Regions from separate parts of the Mus musculus genome. Here region 2 is linked to region 1. The links are chromatin contacts, found by POLR2A ChIA-PET in ENCODE. All regions are on one chromosome and are shown on one strand. The core of a region is the stretch at or near the end of the contact, and the rest is flanking DNA. Distances in the headings are between cores, read along the strand shown.

Region 1 (4,458 bases), core at 1,917-4,416:
AGTTGTTTCTAAAAGGGGGAAGGAGAAGCCCACCAGGGGCTGTAGGCCATAACTGTTATAACAGGAGAGCTTGGCGGGTCAGCTCCTTCCTACTCACTCTCCTCTCTGCCCCACAGATAATGTGAAAGACTGGAGCAAGGTGGTCCTGGCCTATGAACCTGTGTGGGCCATTGGGACTGGCAAGACGGCAACCCCTCAGCAGGTAACTACCCAGAGCTCCTCAGCCTGTCCGGCTTTAACAGACTCACACAGCTATGGAGCCCATCCAAGCCCCTTTAGAGACAGAGGGCCCCCAAACTCACCAAGGAGAGTGACTTTGCCAAAAATGTTCATTCCAAGCCTGGTGGGATTGGAGCCTTGCCACTCTCTGGTCCCGGGGCTTTTCTGGAAACTCAACTCTATGTGAGAACCAGTGGTTTTTACTCCTTGAATGATAGATAGGAAGGAGCTTACTTAGTAGCTCTGCCTCCTCCTTCTAGGCACAGGAAGTACACGAGAAGCTCCGGGGATGGCTGAAATCCAATGTCAATGATGGGGTGGCTCAGAGCACCCGGATCATTTATGGAGGTGAGTGGCTTTGGCTCTAGCTAAGACGGAAATGGGCTAAGACAGACTGAGGCTGCCTTGCACAGAGAGGTGGGGCTTAAGTGTTCTGATCATAGACCTGACCAAACTGTCTTCTTGTTCCTGGTACAGGTTCTGTGACTGGAGCAACCTGCAAAGAGCTGGCAAGCCAGCCTGACGTGGACGGCTTCCTTGTGGGTGGCGCATCTCTCAAGCCTGAATTTGTGGACATCATCAATGCCAAACAATGAGCACTGCCCATCCCTCTACCTGCCTGCATAGCATGGACTAGGTTGCCCAGAAGTTTAGTAACTGCTCCCACCGGTCACATGCTTCTGATGACATCATCTGCCCCATCTTGTGGCCTAATCCACGCTGTACCCTCCTGAGCCGTTTCCACCGCCCTATTATGGTTGGGACCAGGCCAATCCCTTTACCACTTACAGTGGGTAGAATCAACTGTCACCAAGGTGGCTCCTAGTGAGGGGAGGGAGTAGAACTGACTGTCCCTTTGGGCCCTGACAAGTGAAATCACCTTCCATTGGTTTGGGCTGGAAACTCATGGTTGGAGCACAGGAAGTGGGCTTCGTGTCACTTTGGCCTGTCACTTAGATGGCCTTGGCTCTAGCTTCACTCCCAAGTTCTACTGGATGTCTGATGCAGAAATTCAGAGCTTTCGGGTCTGAATTCGGTATACATGAGACCCTAAGAGGCCTGGGATAGTCCCCTCCCCCACGGTGCCAAAGCCCCTGTATTGTGTTTGTGAACCATCCTACATGTAAGGGAAATAAACACCTGGGCCTGAGCTTTGTGGGTTGTCATAATTCCTTAAGACAGTGATGGGGCTCTAGCCTGGGGTGGGGGAGTGTAAAACAAAACAAAAAACAATAATGAAACAGGTTGTGACAATACATCTCATTTTTTACTTCAAAAACCTCTTTGTCCCAGGCTGCCATGGTGTTTAATATCATTTCTATATGTCTTGCTCCTGTGAGAAGGGGAGGTGAAGGGGTCCAGCCCCCCCCCCCCAGCTTCACCAGCTTTTTAAAGTTGTCTAGGCCAGCGGGTGCCTCTCCACCTGTCCCCACGGTAGGGTGCCAGCACACCCTGTACTACTGGGTCATTTGTAGAGCAGATAGCGCTTCATGGCAGGGGGCAAAGGCAGAGTGGATATTTGACCCAGCCGGGTGTCCCCCAGAGCATGGCGCACACACAGGCGGCTCAGGTGCAGAAGGGATTGTGGTTCCTCCACTGCGGAGAGAGAAGGAAGACAAGGTAAGTAAGCAACTCCAGGCATCCTTGAACTTGAGATCCTGCTCAGGCACCCTTCCTTCTTCCTCCATTTCCACCGCCACCTCAGCTGAGGGAGACCCAAAGGCTCTGAATTTGTGCATCACATCCAATAGGGATTGGGAGTGAAGCTAGATCCAAGGCCATCTAAGTGACAGGCCAAAGTGACAAGAAGCCTACTTCCTGTGCTCCAACCATGAGTTTCCAGCCCAAACCATTGCCAAGAGTAGTGATCTCCCCACACCTAGTCCGTATCTCACCTCTTCTTTCGCCCATGTAGCGGATGCGGACCTGGCACTGGCCCCAAACAGCACTTACAGAGGGATAGAGGGTCCTCCCCTTCAGTCCACGGAAGGCTGGTCCCAGGTACGTGCCCCCAATAGAGTAGCCAAGAGTCCCCTCCTCCATGTCCAGAACCACCAGCAGTCTCTCTGGCACCACTAGCTGCTCACCCTGAGGTCCAGCTGGATACTGGGGGGCCTCGAGGCCCTTACTCTGATGATACAATTTTCCCCGCCCAATATCCCAGCCCCAGGACTCGCTGTTGCTGCCCAAAAGCGCCGCATAGTGGTCAGCCTGCAGCGGGGCGAGGGCGGTGGCCACGCCCACCACGGCGTGTGTGCCCCTTTGCTCCAGGGGCCAGCTGATCTCCCAGGCGTGCAGACCTCTCGAATAGCCCCGTTTCCCCCGGACTCCATCAGTGCTCTGGGCCACAGGGCGCCGCTCAAAGCACAGACCCCCTTCCTTGACATCGATGTTCTCGGAGCAATCCTTGGGGTTCCAGCCGTGGTGCCGTTGGGCAACCAGGTCAGGAGGGGGAGCAGACAGGAGCTCCTCCAAGCCCTCGGGAGGAGAGAAGTCCGAGTACAGAGCCTGCGAGGTAGGGGTGCTGCTGCTGCCCCTTGCCAGGGCCGTCTGGCCCATGAGGAGAGCCGCTGAAGAACTTCTCAAAACAGGCTTGCTGGGGCGTCTCGCTTTTGAAAGTTGAGCTCCGGATCGTCCCCTGGAGTGGTGTGGAGACAGAAAGGACTGTTAGGCGCATCATCTTTCCCTAGGACTCCCATCCGTTCACCGGTGTATGCCAACCAGCCTGGTCTTCCCTTGGTCCCCTAACCATCCCAGGTCTATCACTCTGCTTTCACCCTATCTGTGTCGCGCCCCCCAAGTTTCTCAGGAGCTCTCTCTCCCTCAGACCTTACCGTGAACCGTCCCCTTGCTGGCTCTAACGCCGGGCCCCTACCCCGCACCTCACTGTCCCCCTAGCTCGCAGAGACCTCTGTGGAAGTACAGATAGGGAAGGCTAGAAGCGCCCCTGACCAGCCACTGCTTCCGGCTCCAGCGGGGCTGCGGACGCCCGCCCGCGCTCCGCCCCTGGGCTCTGTGGACGATTAACCCTATCGTCACCTCCCAGACCACGGCGGCCACACCACTTACCGCCTTGAGAACCCACCGGCTACAAAGAATCCAGGCAAAAAATAAGTGACGACTCCAGACGTGGACAAGCGCGCATGCTTTGTGGAGCACACTCTTTGAGTGGGTAACCTCTTGTCCCTCCCAGGACTCCCTGGCGTCAGACTCTTCAGCAGTTTATTTTTCCAAAGCCACCTGACAGCTGCGTGCCCCACCCTCCCCCCCATCCCAGACTAGAATTAACCCTTTGATGACGTCATCGCCTTGGATTCTGTGTGTGTGTGTGTGTGTGTGTGTGTGTGTGTGTGTGTGTAGACTTCTCCACTGGAGACCTTTGCTCTCTCTGCCTGAGCTAGTCATTCCTGAGGCCCTAAGATCAGTAAGCGGCCTTGACACCCTTCCTGAACTCCTGCTCCTGTGTTCAGGAGAATGTAGGGATTGAGACTACTGTCCCCTGCGGCTCCCTAGGTTGCTGAAGCCTTAGTCCTTCATCCTCCTGCTTCAGCCTCCTGAGTAATGGAACTACGAGTGGGCACGCTGTCTGGTGGATGTGTGCTTTAAGGGTTAGTTTTGAGTGTCGTTTGATCATTAGCTACATTATCATGGAGAGGTTGCTGTTGAAGTTTGACCTCCTCGAAAGCCTCTTGATAACAGTTCAAAAATCCCAAAGTGGCTGGGCAGTGGTGGTGCAACACCTATAATCCCAGCACTTGGGAGGCAGAGGCAGGCGGATCTCTGAGTTCAAGGCTAGCCTAGTCTACAGAGTGAATCTATGCCAGGGCTAGACAGAGAAACCTTATCCCAAAAAAATCCCATAATGCCACCGTGTGTGTGTGTGTGTGTGTGTGTGTGTGTGTGTGTGTGTGTGAGAGAGAGAGAGAGAGAGAGAGAGAGAGAGAGACTGTAACCTCTGCTGGCCTAGAACTCCCTATGTAGACCACGTTGAACTCAAACTCACACTGATCAGCCTGCCTCTGCCTCCTGAGTGTTGGCATTAAAGGTGTGTACCCTGTGCCCAGCCTAATTTTAACCTTGTTGTTGTTGTAGTTATTGTTGTTTGGATGGCTTTGAAATAGTCTCTTGTAGCCCATCCTAGGACAGGACGGGCTCTGTAGCCAAGAGCTGGTCTTGAATCCCTGTTTCTCTTAGCTCTGCTTTCAGATGCTAGGATTCTAAGGGTATGATTCATACCCG
Region 2 (4,202 bases), core at 1,590-4,089, 280 kb before region 1:
GGAGTGTGTTTGTGCTGCTTTTGTGGAGCTCCGGCTTCTGTACCTCCCACTCCCTTCCCAGCCCTATGCTCACCTCCTTGATTAATTATAAATAGACCACTGACATGATTGGCCCACGGAGACTAAGGATAGTATAATCTCCTAATTAATGCACCCCAGGGGCAGCCTCTCTAGCCAGTTATGTAGAGTTCTGTTTCCACTCCATGGGACCCAGGAACCTAGAATAACACCGGGAGAAGGTTATCCCCGAGTTTTTAGCATACAACCAATGGTTCCTCTCCTCACACCTCTGTGTGGATATAGAGAGTCCTCTGAAACCCAAAGGGCTAGTGTTCTGCACTGACACAAAGAGGATTTGTGAAGACTGGATAGCGAGATGGGATGCAGTCCACGTGGAGCTTGGGGTGTGACATTTGTTCCTTAGGAATCCACCCAGTCTCTACTTTTTCCATGTTCACCTTTCTGTGTTCAACCCCCTACAGGAGATAGCCCTCAAGCCAAAGGAGGTACAGGTGGAAGGCAGTACTGGAACCACCTAGCCAGAGAGCTCTTGCAGCACTACCCCGAATACCTTGAACTCTGCAACCCCCAAGAAATGAATAGGACCCAGGTGTCCTAGGCTTTAGCTCGATGGCGCCTGCCCCTGGGGCCTCTTCCAACAGCTGTCACCAAAGAAACCTCTCCAGCCAGTTACTCCTGCCAGGCCTCAGGTCTGGCTCCAGGGCTCACCCCACCCTCCCCAGCTCCTTCCCTCCCTCTTCCTTCCTTTCCTCCCCCCCCTCCCTGCCCTCCCCAGAGCTTTACCTACCCAAGACAGCCCCACCCAGCTGTGCTGGGTCCATCCCATAATAATTCTCCTCCCTAGCCCCCACCCCTCCCAGAAGAGAGGCGGCCATCCCATAATAGCCACCCACAAGAGACATTCCGCGGTGACCGCCCCCTCCCTGCAGAGCTGCTGGGAGCAGCCATCCCATAATAGCCGGCCGCCTGTTTTACTGGTTACGGCTGTGGAGGGAGGTGGAGAGGAAATGGAGGGGCGGGGGAGGGGAGAATCAAGGGCCCCCACTTTGTGGACCCGAGGGAGGAAAGAAAGGAGAGTGGCATAAGAATTTGGGGGTCAAAGGTGACATGCAGGTGGGAACCACTGGCCACCACAACCGTGCTTTGAGGCTTTCTCCTCTTCATTATTCAGGAGTTACATTTTCCCCTCCACAGTCCGGAGGTGGCTGCTAGACAGGGGCGATGCCTAGGATGGCCTGAGGTGCCCAGTATGGAGCGGGGGAGTGGCTGTTGATATGTGTGGGTGAAGTGTGTAGGGAGATGAATTTCAGGTGTTCCCATTGGACTCTTGAAGGGAGGCTGACCTTAGAATGATGAGAGAGGAAGGGGTGAACTGGGGGGTGGGGGGGTTGGAGAAGAGCTCCTCAGGCCCTCCCAATTCTGCACCACCATCCCATAATAATCCCCCCAGCCCCCCTCCCCCTCCCACACACGACATCCCATAATATCTTCTGGAGAAGCAGTCCCCGCAGTAGGTACAAAGAGCTATCCCATAATAAGCTCCCCCACCCCCACTCATCACCCCCAACTTGCCCCCCCCTCAGTCACATGCAGCCGGTGCCATCCCCCGCTGCTCCCCCCTCTGGCCACCGAAGGCCTTGCCAGCCCATAATACTCTTGCCTCTGGTCGCAGGAGGCCTCCAGCCCATAATACTCCCTTCCACCACCACCCCCCCTTCCCGCCCCGCACCCCTTCCTCCCGCCTCCAGTTGGAGCCGGGCCTCACCAGCCCATAATATTCCCCAGTCTCCTAAGGCTGTTCCAGCCCATAATACTCTCCCTGTCTCCTAAGGCCTCTCCATCCCATAATACTGCCAGACGCCTGACCTGTGGGCCAAACCCCAGCCCGTTCCACACATCGAGGCTGTGTCAGCGCGCTGGTCTCTCTCCCTGTCCCTCCTCCCGCCCTGGGTCAGAGCTTTCCCTCCAGGGCTGGCGCTGCCCTCAGGACCACGGGCCCCTCTCCCAGCCCCACCCTGTGTCTGCCTGGCCCTCACTTCCCCTCCAGCCTTCTCCCTGGCCCTTTCTCCACCATTGGTTCTTCATTCTGTCTCCCTCCTCTGCCTTTCATGCACTTCTCCACCTCCATATTAGTCCGTGGGATTGGACATCAGCCTCATGGGGAGAGAGTGCCCCCAGAGGGCAATGGGCCAGTCACTGCCCCGGGGCTGCCTGCTTGACCTAGCACCATGGAAACGTGCCCAGCCTGCCTAGTGCTAGTTCCCCTGACTCTAGTTCTGCTCATCTGGACGATTCACCTGGAGTCCTTGCTGTCTTTCACAAGAGTAGCTCCAGCAATCCCAGACTCCACATAAGACCGTGATGGAAGGAGCTCCCATTTATGGGATTTCTAAAATGCCTTTCACATTTCATTGTCCTCAGCCACCCAGTAAGTAGATACTAGGAGCCCCATTTCCCAGGGGTGGAAGGAAACAGAGGCTCACAGAGGTTAACTGGCCAAAGTTACTTTACTAAGAAGTGACAGCTGACATTACTAACCAGGTTTGTTTGATTCCAAAGTCCTGGAAGCCTTTGGTTTTCTTTAAACCCAGTATGAGAATTCTGGAAGGACAGAGGATTGGAGAGGGTCATGACCATCTTGCAGGAGGTCTAAGCCATTTTGTGTGCTACCAACAAAGACAAGCTGCTGCTGACAGTTCCTTGGTGGTGTGTTTGGGGAACAATGAGATTAGAGACGTGAGTCCAGTTTTCAGCCCCCATTCAGCCACACTGTGTCCAAGGTGAGCATAAAGTAAGGGGTCAGGGGAGCCATGAGTGGACAAGGATGTCAGAGGAGGACGATTTGGGAAGAACAGAAATAATGAGGCAGATTCAAGGTGCGGCAACAGAAGAGCTAGGTCTACTCATCCTAGATAAGGAATCCAGGACAGACCAAAATGCACAGAAGTCCTAGCTGGTGAACCGATAAGTTTTATTGGGGTTACTTATAGGAATATGGGTGAGGGGTTACTTACAGGAACAGAAAGGACTCAAAGACAGCTGTATCACCAAAGCCCAACCCAGCATGGGTGACGGCTCACAAAAGCTGGGAACCTGGAGACACCCTACAGCCTGCAGATGGCTCAGCAGGTTGAGGCCCTTTCCAGGTGCCTCAGTTGCTCTAAACTTCTAGGCAACTTGGCTGGTTTCTACTTCTACCGGGCAGCCGATCTGGTCTCCGAATCTTCTTTAGAGCTGGGCTTCATGTAGTCCCTCTCAACCTTGATTGTTAACTCTCACAAGGGATAGGCCTAATGAATTTGGTCAGTTTTAGGCACTTCCTGAAACTATTTTGTGTGTTTACCTTCCTGCTTAAGGAGATTCCCCACCGGGTGGAATGTTTCAATTTCAGAGGAAACCTTTACACAACAAGGTATTAGGATTATTATGGGCTGGCAAGGCCTTAGGTGGCCTGAGGGAGAAGCAGCTGGGGTGGCACTGGCTGGATGTCCGGAAGGGGATGGCTAGTTTGTTAAGACTGAAAAGAAAGAGTTTAGGAAGCCAACTGAGCCACTTCCTGGTGGTGTGACCTTTAGACCTCACAGTCGCCAGTGTTTCCTCAGTGAAATGAGGCTCATCAGAGGCCCGTATAATAACTAAATAAAAAGAGGCTCCCTAGAAAAGCATGCTAGAGCACATGTGATCTTAACACTTCAGAAGCTGAGGCAGGAGGATTGAGAGCTCAAAGATAGGCTGGGATGCAGAGCAAAAAAAAAAAAAATATTATAGACATTATTTTGAAATACTGGTGTGCAGAAATTTTATTTGCATATGGATTTATTGAGACATATGTTTTTTCTTTCTTTCTGTTCATTCTTTTTCTTGAAACAAGATGTCTCCGTGTGGCCCCGGTCTGGCCTTGCCCCAAAACCACCGTCTGGCTTGGAATTTTCTTTATTGTTCAGGCTGCCCTTGAATTCTAACTCCTCCTGTTGTAGACCCCAGAGTAGTTTGAGACTACAGGTGTCTGTCACAATACTTCAGCCATCTTGTGGGGGTGGGAGCAGGGATATATTAACTCCATAATGCTTTTTCATAGTGGAGATTGAACCCAAATCAGCAAACATGGTTGGTAAGGACTGTCCTCAGCCCTCTGTTTATTTTGAGACAGAGTCTTGCTCACTTGCCCAGACTGACCTTGA

The links. ChIA-PET counts read pairs that join two places held with the same protein, here RNA polymerase II (POLR2A).
Region 2: POLR2A ChIA-PET joins it to region 1 with 10 read pairs in embryonic stem cell. The contact joins the enhancer-like site here to the promoter of Spsb2 in region 1. POLR2A ChIA-PET finds 5 or more read pairs at or near these places in 3 of 5 experiments (Patski and embryonic stem cell).

The regions. Positions count from the first base shown.
Region 1 is chr6:124,807,626-124,812,083 of GRCm38, reverse strand. It overlaps Spsb2 (splA/ryanodine receptor domain and SOCS box containing 2), which reads right to left and starts at 3,166. Exons shown (of 3, transcript NM_013539.2): 1 at 3,054-3,166; 2 at 2,115-2,857; 3 at 1,468-1,815. The coding sequence starts at 2,778. The coding sequence ends at 1,685. It overlaps Tpi1 (triosephosphate isomerase 1), which reads left to right. Exons shown (of 7, transcript NM_009415.3): 5 at 117-202; 6 at 480-567; 7 at 697-1,498. The coding sequence ends at 815.
Region 2 is chr6:125,086,693-125,090,894 of GRCm38, reverse strand. No RefSeq gene overlaps it. Among named protein-coding and RNA genes, the nearest start is that of Chd4, 7.2 kb to the left of the region's middle. Within about 2 kb of position 2,839, at least 1 of the 3 ENCODE cell types and tissues checked has a DNase peak (open chromatin) inside an H3K27ac peak, as active enhancers do.